Linked DNA regions of Homo sapiens: region 1 is linked to region 2. A link is an interaction called in ENCODE POLR2A ChIA-PET data of the cell type or tissue named here. Cell type or tissue: A673. All regions are shown on one strand.

Region 1 (8,000 bases), 54 kb after region 2:
TCATATAGCCCTCTGTGATTCAACATTGACTAGCATTTGTCATGATAAATTCCTTTCACTGTGATGTAGATTATCATATAATTCAAGGAAGATGTTTTTGTACTTCAACCATTAATTAATACTTACTTGTAACATAGCATGATTCATTCATTACATATTCTAGAATAGTAAAAATCTACTTATTGCAAAACTAGCTTAAGGCAATTCAGATAACTATGTGTCTCCATCCTCATTCCAAAGAACATCAGTTTAATTATAGGAATTATTTAATATTTATATAATGTGCCAGACTATGCTCTAGGCAGCTCTAATGTATGAAAGGCATGTTTTGCCCTCAAGGATATTCTTCTACTCTCAAACTGACATAAAAACAAAAGAGAACAGTTTTCATAAAATATAAACAATAAAGTTTCCATCTCTACTGTGGTGTTTAATCTGCAGAATGTAGCTATAGACTGCAGTTGTGTAATCAGAGATTGTATGTCCTAGTTGTTTTGTGGCTATCCATCATTTGTAAAACGAAATTCTCTTTCTGATTCATGACTTTGATAATATCTTGAGCTCATTTTTGCCTTGCACAGTAAGGCACAGTCAACCATTATTTTCTCTGTTAATACTGGATCAGTACACAGAAATTTGTTTATAGTTACTGATTCTATTTCTAATGATACTTTTTAAAAACCAAAGAAGAGAAGAAAAGTGACAAATACATCTTCCCTCAGATTCACTTAGTCTAGTGGGATCTGTTATATAATCTTAGATACTCAATCAAGTTTTATTTTCTGGAAATGTCAAGGGAAAGCAAGGGGGTTAAGAATTATTCAGTTCCTATTACATATCCAGTGTCTCATGAGTTATTAGATTAAAGAATCATGATAACTCTAAGAAGTAGTATTTACACTCTCCATTTTATAGATAAAGTGACAAAGGATACAAGGTGAAGAAATCTCTGTAAGATCTCACAGCTACTAAATGTTAAGTTCTAAAAAATTAAATCAGATTTATTTGACTGATAAATAAATAAATAAATATTTATTTATTTGACTCCATCATTCATTCTATGATATCACACAGCCTTGAGAAATAGATATGAGCTGGGCTTAAGAAATATATATCTCTCTGCAGCATCCTTCAGAAATGCATTTTTGTGGCATGGGATGGCAAAGCAGTATCTGCAGTTATTTTTCAACTGTTGAGGGAAACCTCCTTAGATATGGGGGAGTGGAAGTCAGAAGCTTTGATATAGGATTAGAATTGCAGCTAACATAACATAGCCCTTTATGACTCTACTGGGAATCAACAACTCTGATTTTGAATAATCTCTTGAGGCCTTATTTAGTCTTTTAGACTGTAAGCATTACAAGGATTTTGTAGGTAGCATTTTATCTATAACCTTGAGATATGTAGGTTATGGTTCTCAGAAGGAAGATGAGAATTTTCAAGATACTCAGGCAGAGCAACAAAGCCAATTTCTAAGTCACTTGATTCCATCTGTCTGAAGAAAAAGGTGGTATAAAAGTCAATTGCTTTCCTATATATTAGCAAAGAAAATTGGAATGTGAAGTTAAAAACACAAGACCATTTATACTAGCATGCTCCACAAAACACTTCAATATAAATCTAACAAATTATGTACAAAATCTATATGAGGAAAACTATAAAACTCCAGTGAAAGAAATCAAAGAAAAATTAAATAAATGGAGAGGTATTCCATGTCCATAAATAGGAAGACTCAAGGTAGGATGTCAGTTCTTCCCAATTTGTGTAGATTCAAGGTAATCCCAGTCAAAATCCCAGCAAGTTATTTTTTGGATATCAACACACTGATTCTAAAATTTATATGGAGAGGAAAGACCAAGAACAGCCAACACATCATTAAATAATATTGAACAAACTTGTAAAGCTAACACTACCCAACTTCAAGACTTAGTATAAAACTATAGTTATCAAGACAATATAGTACTGGTCAGAAAAAAGTCACTTAGATCAATGGAACAGAATAGCCAGCCCAGAAATACACCCGCATGAATATGGCCATCTGATCTTTCACAAAGGAGCAAAGGGAATTCAATGAAGAAAGGAAAGTGTTTTCAACAAATGGCACTAGAAAAACTGGACATCATTTGTGTTATGGTTAGAATATGGTTTGTCACAATCAAAATCCATAGTGAGGTTTGGTTCCTAATGGGGTGATGTTGAGAGGTGGTGCCTTGGAGAGGTGATTAGGTTTTTAAAAAGGAATTAATACCTTTCTTAGAGTGAGTTCTTGCTCTTGTAGGACTGGATTAGCTACCTCGAGGGTGGGTTGTTAAAAAGGAAGGCTCCCTCTTGTGTTTGGTCATTTTGCACATGCCCACTTTTTCTTCCACTTCTCCACCATGTTAAGATGCAGCACAAGACTCTCACCAGAACTTGACCAAATGCACCTGTCCTAACTTGGATCTCCTAGTCAAGCTCCCAGGATCACAAGCTAAATAGAACTCTCTCCTTTATAAATTACCTAGTCTCAGGTATTCTGTTATAGCAACAGAAAATTGACTGAGATAACTTGTGAAAAAATACATAAATGCAGATATAGACCCTCACAAAAATTAACACAAAATGGATCATAGACCTCAAAATGGATCATATAAAATGCAAAACTATGACTCTTGGAAGATAACATAGAAGAAAATCTAAATAACCCTGAGTTTGCAGTAACTCTTTATATATAACACTAAAGTCAAGATCCATGAAATAAAAATTCATTTTAGATTTTATTAAAATTAAAAATCATCTTCTCTGTGAAAGACACTGTGAAGAGAATAAGAGAAACTACCATTTGCAAGAAAATATTTGCAAAAGATATACCTGATATGGTCCAAAACATACAAAGAACTCTTAAATCTCAACAACAAGAAAATAAATTTAAAAATTGGAAAAAATCTAAACAGATACCTCAGCAAAGCTTATATACAGATGGAAAATAAGCACATGAAAACATGCTCATCATCTTACATCATTAGAGAATTTCAAATTAAAACAACGATATACCACTACATATCTATTAGAATAGCTGATGTCTAAAACATTGACAATATGAAATGCTGGTGAGAATGTGGAGAAACAGGAACTCTTGTTCATTGCTGGTGAGAATGCAAAATTATACAACCATATTGGAAGATAGTTTGGCAGTTTATTACAAAACTAGCATGCTCTGACCATATGATCCAGTAATTGCACTCTTTGGTATTTACCCAAATAAGTTGAATATTTATATCCACACAAGACTTATCACATAAGTGTTTATAGCAGCTTGATTCATATTGCCAGAACATGGTAGCAAGCAGGATGTTTTTCAGGAGGTAAATGGATAATTCAACTGTGGTTATATCCAGACAACAAAATAGTATTCAGAGCTAAAAAGAAATGAATTATCAAGGCAAGAAAAGACATGGCGGAACCTTACAGGCATATTGCTAAGTGAAAAAAGCCAACCTGAAAAGACAACACATTGTATGATTCTAACTACATGACATCTTGGAAAAAGCAAAATCATGGAGACAGCGAAGAAGAAAATGGTCAACCCCACTTTTGTCACTTCTGAAAAATTTTAGATTATGAGAGTAATATGTCTATCAGAAAATATGTGCTTCCAAAGCAATGTCAAGTCTGCTCAGGGTATGCACAGCAACAGAAAGACAGCCACCTCTAGGACATCATAATAAACATTTGAAATGCTTTAGAATGTGTATGCTTCTCTTGCAGAGAATATTTTGGAATCCAGCAAACTAAACAACATTAAATCAAACATTTAAATTAAAAGCCACAGCTGACCAAATATTATTGTATCTGTTTATTTTATTATCTTGAAAGGCAGCTGCTTCCTAAGTGAAAGCAAATTAAACTCAGTTAAGTGAATTTTTTAATTTGATGGCATGAACCCGAAATCGATGTTTGAAAACAAGTGGCTTGATTTTAACCCACCTTGACTAGAAAGTAAATAGCTGATTCTTTTTTTATGACTCTCATAGAAAAATGGTAAGAGATCTGCAGTGGAAGTCAGGAAATCATAAACCTAGTGTCTGCCTGGTCTCTGGAGAAGCTGTATATCTTTGTTCAAGTGACTTAATCTTTCAGGGTCTCAGTTTCCACATTCCATTCCATGGACTCTCAACATATAAAACTGATTTTAAAAAAAACATCCGGTTTAAGAGGAAAAGAGACTCCCTATCTGCTCCATCCTACCTCCTGCCCCTAGCATGGAGGAACCACAAGAACACAGGGTGAAAACCATCTCACACAAAACACATTTAATAGAGTCCTGCTCAAGTTCTTTCCAGTCTTCAAATTCTTTGTTTCTATGTAAATATCCAAAACATCTAACTTCCTCCTGATCCACAGAGCACAAGACTTTTACCCACACAATGCAACTCAGGCTCATAAAATTTGAGGGCTGGAAAAGAATTTGGCATACTATTTCGGTCCTCCCCTTGGTTCTGAACAGATGAGGCCTTAAATGATCCCAGAAAAAATCTTTTAAAAATATTTCGGAAATCCAGACAGACAAAGGAACTTAAATCCAACACTTTTTGTAAGTTTCAAATTTTTTAAAATTTAGGATAATTTTACCTGTATTTTCTCTTATCTTTTGTGTAAACAGAAATAACTGCTGTCCACAAAAAGCATCCCTTTATTCACTCAACAAAGAATTATTAAGTTCCTAAGGTCTCCAAAGCAATCTGCTAGGTTCTAGAGGTTAGAAGAAGAATAGAATCCAGTTGTCACTCACCAGGAATTTGCAGTTTAGTGAGAAAGTCAAAGAGGGATATTTCTGCCTGCTGGGTGGTAGGTGCTTTCATGGGAATTGTGCAGAGAAGGCCTAACTCAGCCAGAGCTGGGGGATAGGGTGATTAGAAACATTTCCTATAGAATTCAATGCTTAAATGCTTTTTGAATGATGACTAGAAGGTAATTACTCAGGAAAATGGTAGAAAGAAATCCCGTACTGAAGGGACATTGTGAGAAGAAAAGCATGAGAGAGCATTGAACACTTACCACGGGCATTTTAATTACTGGACCACGGGTCCCTTCTGAGCTGCAAGGGAGTTATAAGTCCAGAATGGTCTCTGAGCTTTCATTGAAAGACACTGAAATTTTAAGCAGAGGACTAAGGTAATCAAATTTGAGTTTTATAAAGATTCTTCTCCACCAGGTATGTGAATAACATTTCAGAGGAGGGAGGTTGGAGGTAGAAAAAGAGTTAGATGGTTTTTTCCTGTAATATAGGTAAGAAATTACGTAGCTTGAACACTGGCTGTTCAGTGTCTTGAATCATTCTAGTTGCTTTGCTCTGACACATGCCACATTTTCTGTGGCTGGGTTTGTGTATCATCAGTGCATCTAGATATGGACAATAGCTCAGCTGAGTGCAATTATTTTCTTTTCAATTGTTGTCATGGAGTCACTTTACCATATTTTGTAGGGTTATTTATTATTAGTAGTCAACTGAGTGTAAGATTATATTTGGCATTATATTCATAAAATTTTAAATCTGCAGGAGACCTTCTAATTCACCTGATCTGTTTGTATCATGTTTTCCCAAAAGGTAGTTTTCTTATGGGGAAACCACAGATGAGGCCGTGGGGACATAATGTAGGTAGAGCTCCTAACTCTGCCATGTGCTATAACCAGAAACCAGGCCTACTGGCCACTGTAACAAGCACCAGCCCTACCTTCTGCTTGAACTAAAATGAACTCTGTCGACCACTGTAGCCAGCATCTGTTCTGTTGCCCACCGTAACCGGCATCTGTCTCATACTGTAACCAGGACTGGCCATGTCACCCATTTGAATCCTTTATTTTGTTTGTTTTTGGGTGTTCTAATTAGGATTTTGTTTGAAAAACAGGTTCTGTTGCTAAAAAATTATAACCTCTTCCCAACAGGCCCTGTGAAGTTAAGGGTCTTACCTGTGTTTATAACTGGCTAGTGGGTAGCAGAGCTCAAACAGCGAAACTGTTAACACATATTCAGAAAGAGCTAGAAACTCTTCTAGAATCTGAAGCTATCTTCAATCCTCACGCAATATTCTGGTTCTGCCAAGTCTCCTTTCTCTCCCATTCCAAATTAATGGCAGTACATGTTAGACTTCCTGTTTCTTTAAAAATAGCTGCTTTCTAAGATTCATTTTATTCCAATGTAAATGTGTGGTTGGTGTGGTGTGTGTGTGTGTGTGTGCGTGCACATGCGTGGTTCGGTTTCTAATGAGATTGATAAATAAATTTGTATTTACATAGTCTTTGGTGGTGGCTAACGAGGTTATTTTAGGGTTCCCTTGTACAGGATAGACTATTGGATAAGAAAGTCAATCCCTGAATTCAGACTAAAAGCATACTGCAGGTTTTTTTGTTTGTTTGTTTTTTTAAAGCCTTGGAAAGTCAAAGTCTAGGGAACTATCTGCAGATAATTAATCATCAGTAATTTAAAAAAGTAGTCATAAAAGAGTGCCCCCCAAATTCTTATGGGTAAATAATCACTTGGGGAGCTGATTAAAAACGTAGATTTCCCCAGATCTTCTGGATAAGTGAATCCAGAGTAAGGGTCAATAGTAAAAATTTTTTTTTTTTTTTTTTTTTTGAGATGGAGTCTCGCTCTGTCGCCCGGGCTGGAGTGCAGTGGCGCGATCACGGCTCACTGCAAGCTCCACCTCCCGGCTTCACGTCATTCTCCTGCCTCAGCCTCCCGAGTAGCTGGGATTACAGGTGCCCGCTACCCTGCCTGGCTAATTTTTATGTATATTTAGTAGAGATGGGATTTCATCGTGTTAGCCAGGATGGTCTCGATCTCCTGACCTCGTTATCCGCCCGCCTCAGCCTCCCAAAGTGCTGGGATTACAGGCGTGAGCCACCGCGCCCGGCCAATAATAAACATTTTAAATAAAGACTCCAGATGACTGATGCAAAAAAGCCTGAGCACCGCACTTGAGAGACTTTCATAGCAATAACTAGATTTTTAAAGGAGTTAATTTAACAGTTTTGCTGAACCCCTTAACCTGGCTTATCTCCTTTAAATAAACATACTGTACTATATAAATCAGGGATGCAGAGTCAAACCTCATCCTTGCTGAGTTTTATGGGATCAAGCTGTCACGAGTTTCATTCCCTGCATAGTTAACATTTTCTTTAGCCTAAATATCTTTCACCATGCATGAAGCTCATGAGCTTTGTACAACAGAAATTATTTCTTGTGTTAAGCCCTTATTCTATCCATCACCCTCCAAATCTCTGCTAGATTGTGAGACACATTAAATTGCTCTATCATTTTCTAGGTAAAGTTTCAAAAGAGTTTCGGATCAAGAGCAGACTTAAGATTAGATATTAACATATTTACATTTCATCCCTGTACTTGTCTTGAACAAAAAAAGCAAAATAAAGCATTTTTGCTTTTATATAAAACCATCACATCTTAATTTAAAATTATGTGATATAAGAACACCACCTCCCTACTCACTCTTTTTTTTCCTGCAGTATGAGTAAAAACGAGCTTAAGGCAGTAAATGGCCTAGGGGAACTTCAATGGCTTGCAAAGCTTTTTGTCTGTGGGTTATTTCCAGTTCCATTTCATTATAAATGACTTATTTCCAGAACACTGAGGCTGATGATCACTTCAAACCCAGTCCCAGATGAAAACTGGAAAGAAAAGCCATTTACTGTCCTACCAGATCATCTCTAAGACAGGTCCTGACAGTCAGTTACTTTGTATATCAAAATACCCTAAAAATTAGACAGATATGAGCAAATTCTTCCTATTCTTTTTCCTTTCCTGCTGCATTTATTTCTTTATTCTTTCCATTGTTTTCCTTTCCTTGCCCTCCCTGCTTCCTCTTCCTTCCTTCCTCCCTCCCTCCTTCCTTCCCTCCCTCCCTCCCTTTTCCTTCCTTCCTTCCTTTTTCTTTCTTTCCTTCTCTTTCTCTTTCTTTCTCCCTCTCTTCCTTCCTTCTTTCTTTCTTCTTTCTTTCTTT
Region 2 (8,000 bases):
AAATCTTACTTCATTTTTTCTTTATTTTCCTTAAGAAAATACATGATATTGCGTGTGTGTGTGTGTGTGTGTGTGTGTGTGTGTGTGTGTGTGTGTGTGTGTAGTCATAGAGCACTAATAACATATGTTTAATGGAAATTGTAGCTGATTCTAGGTAAAAATCAATTGTTCAGCTTGAAATTGCTGATTTAATGGGAACTGTGGCTAATCATAGAAATCCTCCGGGGCTATGGCCTCTTAGCTCAGACATGAATTTTGGCCTCAGTGGACTCTGATGGTTTGGACAATGCACTACTGTATTACATCTGTGAGAAGCTTGCTTGACTCATAATTAAACATGGAGAAAATTGAAAAATTTTAAACATCACGTGCCAATTTCATCAACTAAATGTGGATATGTATTTCTGTAGTAACTGGTGATATTTGAAAACAGGCTTTTCTCTAAGTTATTTAAAATTCTTTCTCAAATTTATTTTTAACAAAACTTTTTAAAAGATAGCATTAAGGTCAGCTTCACTATGAATAGTTGCCTTAATAATGCAGTATATTGGGATTTAATGTGCAAAACATGGATCCATTTGAAGAAAGATTTTTTCCCCGATTTGATTTTTGTTTTACTTCCTTTCAATTTTTAAGTTTAGCTAAACTAAGCTATTACTGAAGAATTGCTTGTTTTTTTGTAAAATTATTTGCATGTTATCTCACTGATACAACTAAAATTATGTCTTCAAATACTTAAGGGTTTTAAAAAATTGAATCAAAAATTAATTTTGCCTTAAACATGTTGAAAATGGTATTTCTAACATTCAACTGAAAATCTTGCATAATTGAGAGGGTTTTTTATTTCCAATTATTGATTTAAAAGACAAATAACATGTAGTTCTTACATTTTCTAATGTCACGTTTCATCAAATAAAAATCATCTTAAAACTCAAGTATTTTTGTAGTGGAAACCAGAAAACTGCATCAGACAACCTATATAATGGAAATAAAAAAAAAAAAAAGATGGAAGCTTCACTCTGATGGATTGGTTATTTTTACAGGTGTCCTGTTACGAAAGTGCTTTACAAAATTTTGCTCACATTACATACCACAAGAACTATGAGAAGAAGCAAGCATGAAATCTTCCCATGTGACATTGAATACTTCCTGGCTTACTTCAAATGGACTTTGAGTTAAAATGTCTTTTAAATATAGACCTACACTATTGCAGAAGTTTAGATTTTGTTCTGGTGCCAAAAATATTTTTCAGATAATTTATAATCAAATTTTAAAGCAAGTTAAGCTTTATAAATTTATAAATTTATTTTTCATGCTAAAAACCATGCTACTTAATGCTGGGTTAAAACCATGAAAAATAAACAAGAAGCTAAAATGCAGGGTCAGCTGAACAGTAAGAATGCCCTTGATGAGCAACATTCAAATATTCTCCTCTTTGTGTATTGTATCAGAACCCATATACTCAAAATGGAATATCAGCACTTAGTTATCAATACAATTTTGGAGAAAGGGCACTTGAAAGTCAGTATATCCTACATGATCACCTATTTACTAGCTATGATGGAAAATTCAGGAAACACCAGATTCTGTCTTTATCATCAAGATGTCCACTGTTTCCTCAAGATCGCTCTGTTATTTGAAGGAGACCTCCTATCTCCCTGTTCATGAAACAAAATCAGTAAACTAGGCATCATTAGTAGGGTCTGTTCTCTCCCTTCCTTCTCTCAAAATTATGCTGAATGACACTGTTTTATTAGTTAAAAAAGGCTTCTAGTTTTAGAAATATCACATCAACAAATGGACTAATTTGCTTTCATCCTAATGAATTCAGCATGAAAATTTGATTTGATTTTATCCTAATGAATTCATGAAATATGACTATATGGAACATCATGAGTTTGGTATTATGACATACTTATTTTTGTCTTCTTAGGGTAAGTAAAACAATTCCATGTCAGTTTTGGGCTGAGTATTATTTCCTACTGCATGTTAGTGAAGTGTTTAAAGGTAACCCAATATTTTTCCCAAAGTACATTTTAAAAGACTTATGGCATAATTAAAATGAAAATCACTTAGTCTTTCTATTCATAAAAATGTCATTTCAAAAATCCACTGATCCACAAATTAAGGCTCTCATGCTTCATAATGCAATGCAATTAAACAAAATCTTATATAGAGAAAAGGGAAAGAGCATCAACAAACCTAAATGCCAAATTACACTGAAACAAAAGCCCTGAATTTTCATTTTGGATTTTTCCCAGAAGCTTTTAAGTAGAAGAGAAATGGGGGAAAATGAGCAAGAGAAAGATAGAACATTAAGAATTACAGGTAACAGAATCCGCCTTAAATTCTTCAGGGAAATGAGAGTATAATATCCTCCTTAATTGGCACCATTTTAAATTGTGTTTCTGCAAGACTAATGAAAGGAGAAGTGTTGTTTCAAGCTTCATGCCATGTCAGACAATATAAAACTAATGTGCCCTTGAGTTAATCAGAATGGTCTATTCAGTGTAATTCTCCAATCCTAAGGTTTCTTAGCAGGATGGAAAGTGCTTTGCACTTTGTAAAGCCTATTTTCTGGTTAAAGCTTAGACTTAATTGCAAAGGAGAAGCAGCTCTGGTGAATATGTATTACATATTGTTTTTATTTTTAATCTACAAATGACACTATGCATTTAGTTAAATTATGAACATTTTAAATAAAAATATGTAGTATGTTTTCATTTTCAACATGAAGAAAACTTAATTATGTTTACTATAAAGGTTATATTTTACACTTTTCATATTATGGGGATATAAATTATTTTCTATTTTAAAAGTACACTGTACTTTTCATAGATTTATGGAAGAAAGTGAAACCATATATATTCATGGTAGTTATACTTCCAATCAGAAGTTATGCCTTATAAAAATATATCTGATTCTAATTTAATTCTTGATTTAATATGAATAAACACTTCCTCATATTCATTAGGGAGATCACATATGAAAGAGCATTCTCAGTTCCAATTCAGTTCAATACAAAGATCTTTGTCAAAGCACTTCTTGACTCAAGTGTTTAAGGTCCCCAGGGTAGTAGCTGAATTGTAGCATCTGTCGAGGTGATTTCAGCCTTGTCAATCAGCATCCCCAAAGAAGAGAGCACTTACCAGGCATTCTCCAGTGACGTCATCACAGGACTCCGCATGACCAAAGCACTGACATGGCTCACAGATGCCACCAAAAATAGTGCCGTTAACTCGCCTGTGCCTAGGCCAACAAGACTGAGAGAAAGATAAGGCTTTAGTCAGTCTTGGAGATTAAAACAAAAAGGTGTTTTTGTTTGTTTGTGTTTGTTTTCTGATAACAGAAAATAACAGGTAGGAAACTCATCAAATGTGCTTGTCAAAGCATTGCCATTATTGAAACATTGCAACAGAGCTATTCCTCCTGACACTGGGGCTTTGCACTGACCTTAGTGTTATTGGCAGGTATGAGATTAGAGGAAGCATTAGCTTGGTGTTTCTTCTGAAATGGTAAAATAAAGCAGAGATATAAAGAATTGAAATGTGACAGTCTCAAAGAAAAAAGCACAGACAGGAAAGTAGAAGAAAAAGTACTGTAAAAAAGGCAGCTGATATAAAAGGACTCATCATATAGTCTTAGCCTAAGAGAGTACCCGATGTCATCCCAAGCAATTTTGATTCTCTGGAATGTGTTCACTTGCCCATATACTAATTGCCCTTAACGTCATCATTTCCAGAAAATCTTTGACATGATTTGGAAGAAAGGCAGCACCCACACTTATATTTGACCACATACACAGCTAATTTCTACACATATATAATTCATGTATTTCATGCTAAATTTCCTCCATCCTATTATGCTTTCTCAAATTTACACAAAAAGTTTATGATTTATTTCTCACATTCTTGATAGCTTATTTTATGGCATTCTTCTGTAACTTTGCTTGTATTTTTCATTCCTTGTTTAAAATGTGAAACACTTTATTATATAAAAACTGAATTCTGATTAAAACAGGGTATTTTAGTCTTAGATTCCCTGTGTCAGTGCCTGCTCTAAGTTCCCCATCATCCTTAATTAAGTTTTCCATCTGTGGGGATTACTACAAAATGGATGAGATGCAAAATAAGCATGAGGCAAATACTGCTGCCCTCTAAGAGCTTATGATCACCCTCCAGTGAAATTGCATCTTGTGGGTTATTTACTATATTTCTGGATGGTCGAGTACAACATCATATATCATGAAAAGCCCTTCTTTTCCAGTTGAAAAAGAAAACAGAAGAGAAACCACTGAAGTAATAAAGGATATAGAATTGTGTTATGCTCCGTGGAAATGTTCCTTCTGCCTCAGGATATGAGGACTCTCAAATTTGAACATCAATAATGAACACATAAAAAAATTTATGTACTGATACTTTATATCTGAAAATAAAATAAAATGAACTTTCCCCTTAATTTGAACAGTACCAAAAAAAGTGTCAAATTTGTTTTCAAAATTATTATTATACTTTAAGTTCTGGGATACATGTGCAGAACGTGCAGGTTTGTTACATAGGTATACACGTGCCATGGTGGTTTCCTGAACCCATCAACCCATCATCTACATTAGATATTTCTCCTAATGCTATCCTTCCCCTAGCCCCCCACCCTCCGACAGGCCCCAGTGTATAATGTTCCCCTCCCTGTGTCCATGTGTTCTCATTTTTCAACCCCCACAACCAACCCAAAATTGTCAAATTTCTATCCTGTTCCGTTTCCATTTCTCCCAATTAAATCCCTTCCCATTTCTCCCCATTACATTTTTTGCCTCCCTAGATTCATTATAGAAGTGATTTCCTTCTGTAATATACATTTTTAAAAGCTGGTGAAGCTACATATTCATAAGGGGGTAGAAATTAAGGATGTTGAGAAAAGGGAGAGAACTAATCTACTGTTTTCAGACAGATATTCATGAAGTTTTCCTTAATAAGTTTTTTTGTTTTGTTTTAATACTCTGCAAATGCAGTACTCATACCACGTCTTCTTTCTTCAAACTTCCCAACTCCTTACACCTCTCTTTTAGCCAGTGATTTTAACTTATTACTCACAGAAAAAAATTAAAGCTGCCTTTGCACTAACAAGTCCAGAGATCTAAGCATATATCTCCAAACCTTGTTGCCATATTCCCATTCCAAACAAGTGATGTGGGGAATGTGGGGTCCTTCCTCCTAAAGAAATATTACTCCACTTGTCATCTGATTCCAGCATCTGTTATCTTCTCAATATTCACTCTCTCTGATGGATTAGTAATAACTTTCCCTTCTACTGGGTCATTACTATCAGCACAAAAAAATATGATCTAGTGTCTCCATCAAAAATAAACAAAACACAAATGACAAAACTGTCCTCTTAGCCTCATATAACTTTTCTAGTCATCTATGTTTTTCTTTTCAGTAACACTACTCTTAACAAGTATTATATTCCTCACCTCTTTTTCACACTTCATTCCATTCTAATCTGTTTTGTGTCACCACCTCTCAATTAAAACTGCTCTTGTCCTTGTCACCAAATTCCATGCAGCCAAATTCGATGGACAATTCTGCAATTGCATTTTATCCAACCTTTCATCAGCCTTGGGCCTAGCTGACTCCTTTTCCTCCCACAATTTCTTTTCTCAACTTCATGACATCACACTTCCCAAATTTCTAGCATATTTCTTTGCTGTCTCCTCTGCTTTGACCCTGCTTCTTAACGTCAGGAGCTCCTCAGGGCTTGGGCTGGGCTATTTTTCTCTCTTTTTTAAATCAATTGCACTTTCTCCTGGGTAATTTTATTCAGTTCCATAGTTTATGACGCCTTCCAAAAACATATCTCTAGACCAGACAGACATGCTGAATTTAAGACCTGAATATTATAAATACACATTGACATTTACACTTCACAGCGTTTTCAAATCGAAAATTTCTAAACTGGACTATGGATTCCATGCCCCCACCCCCCCACACACACCAACTATTCCTCAGCTCAGTAAATGACACCACAACCAACTGATCAATCATTCAAACTGGTCATCTATGACTCATTCTTAAACTCTTTATTTCTTTAATCTCTCCCCTGACATACAGTCTCGAATCAGTAAGTCCTATTTGTTCTACTATCAAAATATATATAGAATATGCTAACTCTTTTTATATTCCCTGCCATGATCCTAACAGCAACTACTGTCATTGCTGTGTTCCACTGCAACTACATATTAACCCTTCTCCTTCCTATTATTCATGCCCTCCTAAGACACATTCTTCCTACTGTAGCCATAATGCCTTCTTCAAAAAAATGTAACTCAGGCTGGGTGCGTTGGCCCATGCCTGTAACCCCAGAACTTTGGGAGGCTGAGGTGGGAGGATTGCTTGAGCTCAGGAGTTCGAGATCAGCCTGTGCAACATATTGAGATCTTGTCTCTATTAAAACAAACAAAAAAAAATAGCTGGGCATGGTGGTATACACCTGTAGTCCCAGCTACTCAGGAGGCTGAGGCAGGAGGATCACTTGAGCTCAGGAGTTTGAGGCTGCAGCAAGCTATGACAGCATCACTGCACTCCAGCCTAGGTGACAGAGCAAGACCCTGTCTCAAACAACAAAAAACACCCCAAAACCCAAAAATGTAAATCAGATTACACTACTCCACTACTCTGCTGAAAGGCTTGTAATGATGTTCCATGCCATGAGAATAAAATGCTCATTTCTTATCATATGTGCAAATCTCCTCATGGCCTTGCTTTTCCAATCACTTCTTGTCCCACTTTTCCCCTTGCTTACAAGGCTCCAGCCACGCTCCTTCTTTCCAGTCCTTACAGACTCCACGATCTATGCTGCTTCCTTAGCAGCTGGTTTTACATCGTTGTCCCTCTCATTCTTCAACACTCGATTTAGCTGTCACCACCTCAGGAAGCCTTTCCTGACAAACTTTTACAAAGTAGACTTTCTAACCTTCATACAACCACTTGCAGTAACTTTATCATAGAACCCTGTTTATTTCACCCTGTTTATTTCCTTCATAGAATTTGTCACGTTTATTTCTATTTGCTTTCTGGCATATCGTTAATGCCACCACTCAGTGCAACGTCCTTGGGGACAGGGACAATATCTGTATTGTTAATGGCACTATTTTCCCTGTGTAGGGTCTTGTTTGTCTCAAAATACACGCTCATCAAATACTAGTCAGCTAAATGAAAGTACGAACAAACAAACAATTCTATGAGGTGGTTAATATTATTTTCATTTCATGGAAGAAGAAACTGAGATTGCATAACACTCTTTTTAATAGTATATCCCCTGTCTCATCTGTCAAGTGAAATCTATGATGACAGCACTATGAAAGTAAGAAAATTTTTGAAAGATTTAACTGCAGAACACTTCACAAGAAGTCAAGTAGAAATGAGAAAAAAGATCCTGAATCAACACTATGGCCCCAAATGAAGTAAAAGAGAATGTCTACAATGGAGTCATTTGATCCTTTTTTGGCCAGAGGTTCTCAGCAAGCTGGAATTAAGACATTAATGGTCTTTGGCGTTTACTCAGCTTTTAAGGGATCCCAGGATATTAGTGATAACAAGGCTAGAATGACTGGCCTTACAAACTACACTTAATTGAAAAGCAAATGAAATAATGAAAGGATAGGACTGAATAATAGTGAATTTAGGGACAGAAAGTTTTGATAAGGAAAAAATGAATTTTAGAGAGTAGAAGAAATGAAGAAGTCAGAGAGAAAATCCAAAGTTCCAAAATTCATTGTCTCTTGATTCAATTAAGTTCTTTTATGGATTACAAAGTAATTTTATTTATCAAACAATTATTGTGTGACAGATACAGGAAGCTTTTATTATCTCTCCTTTTTTTTTCACACTCAAATGCTTCTATCTATCTGTTACCATTATTTAGCATCCAATTTAAGATTTCTCCACTCCAGGACACTTTGCATCTCTCTCCACTGCAGTAGCTCATCCCTTTGAATGATTATT

What was found. ChIA-PET counts read pairs that join two places held together with the same protein. Peaks named below come from ENCODE experiments on the same cell type or tissue, not always from the same donor. Only the 100,000 strongest peaks of a DNase experiment are listed, where the experiment ranks them.
Region 1: POLR2A ChIA-PET joins it to region 2 with 5 read pairs; 3 of 35 experiments call an interaction of 5 or more read pairs at or near these places.

What each region holds. Positions count from the first base shown.
Region 1 is chr6:129,208,620-129,216,619 of GRCh38, reverse strand. The region is part of intron 12 of LAMA2 (laminin subunit alpha 2); the gene reads right to left. Among named protein-coding and RNA genes, the nearest start is that of LAMA2, 330 kb to the right of the region's middle. In A673, no CTCF peak of the experiment used is centred here; no DNase peak of the experiment used is centred here; H3K27ac peaks cover 1,639 bases.
Region 2 is chr6:129,262,369-129,270,368 of GRCh38, reverse strand. LAMA2 (laminin subunit alpha 2) reads right to left here. Exons shown (of 65, transcript NM_000426.4): 16 at 3,150-3,263. Among named protein-coding and RNA genes, the nearest start is that of LAMA2, 380 kb to the right of the region's middle. In A673, no CTCF peak of the experiment used is centred here; no DNase peak of the experiment used is centred here.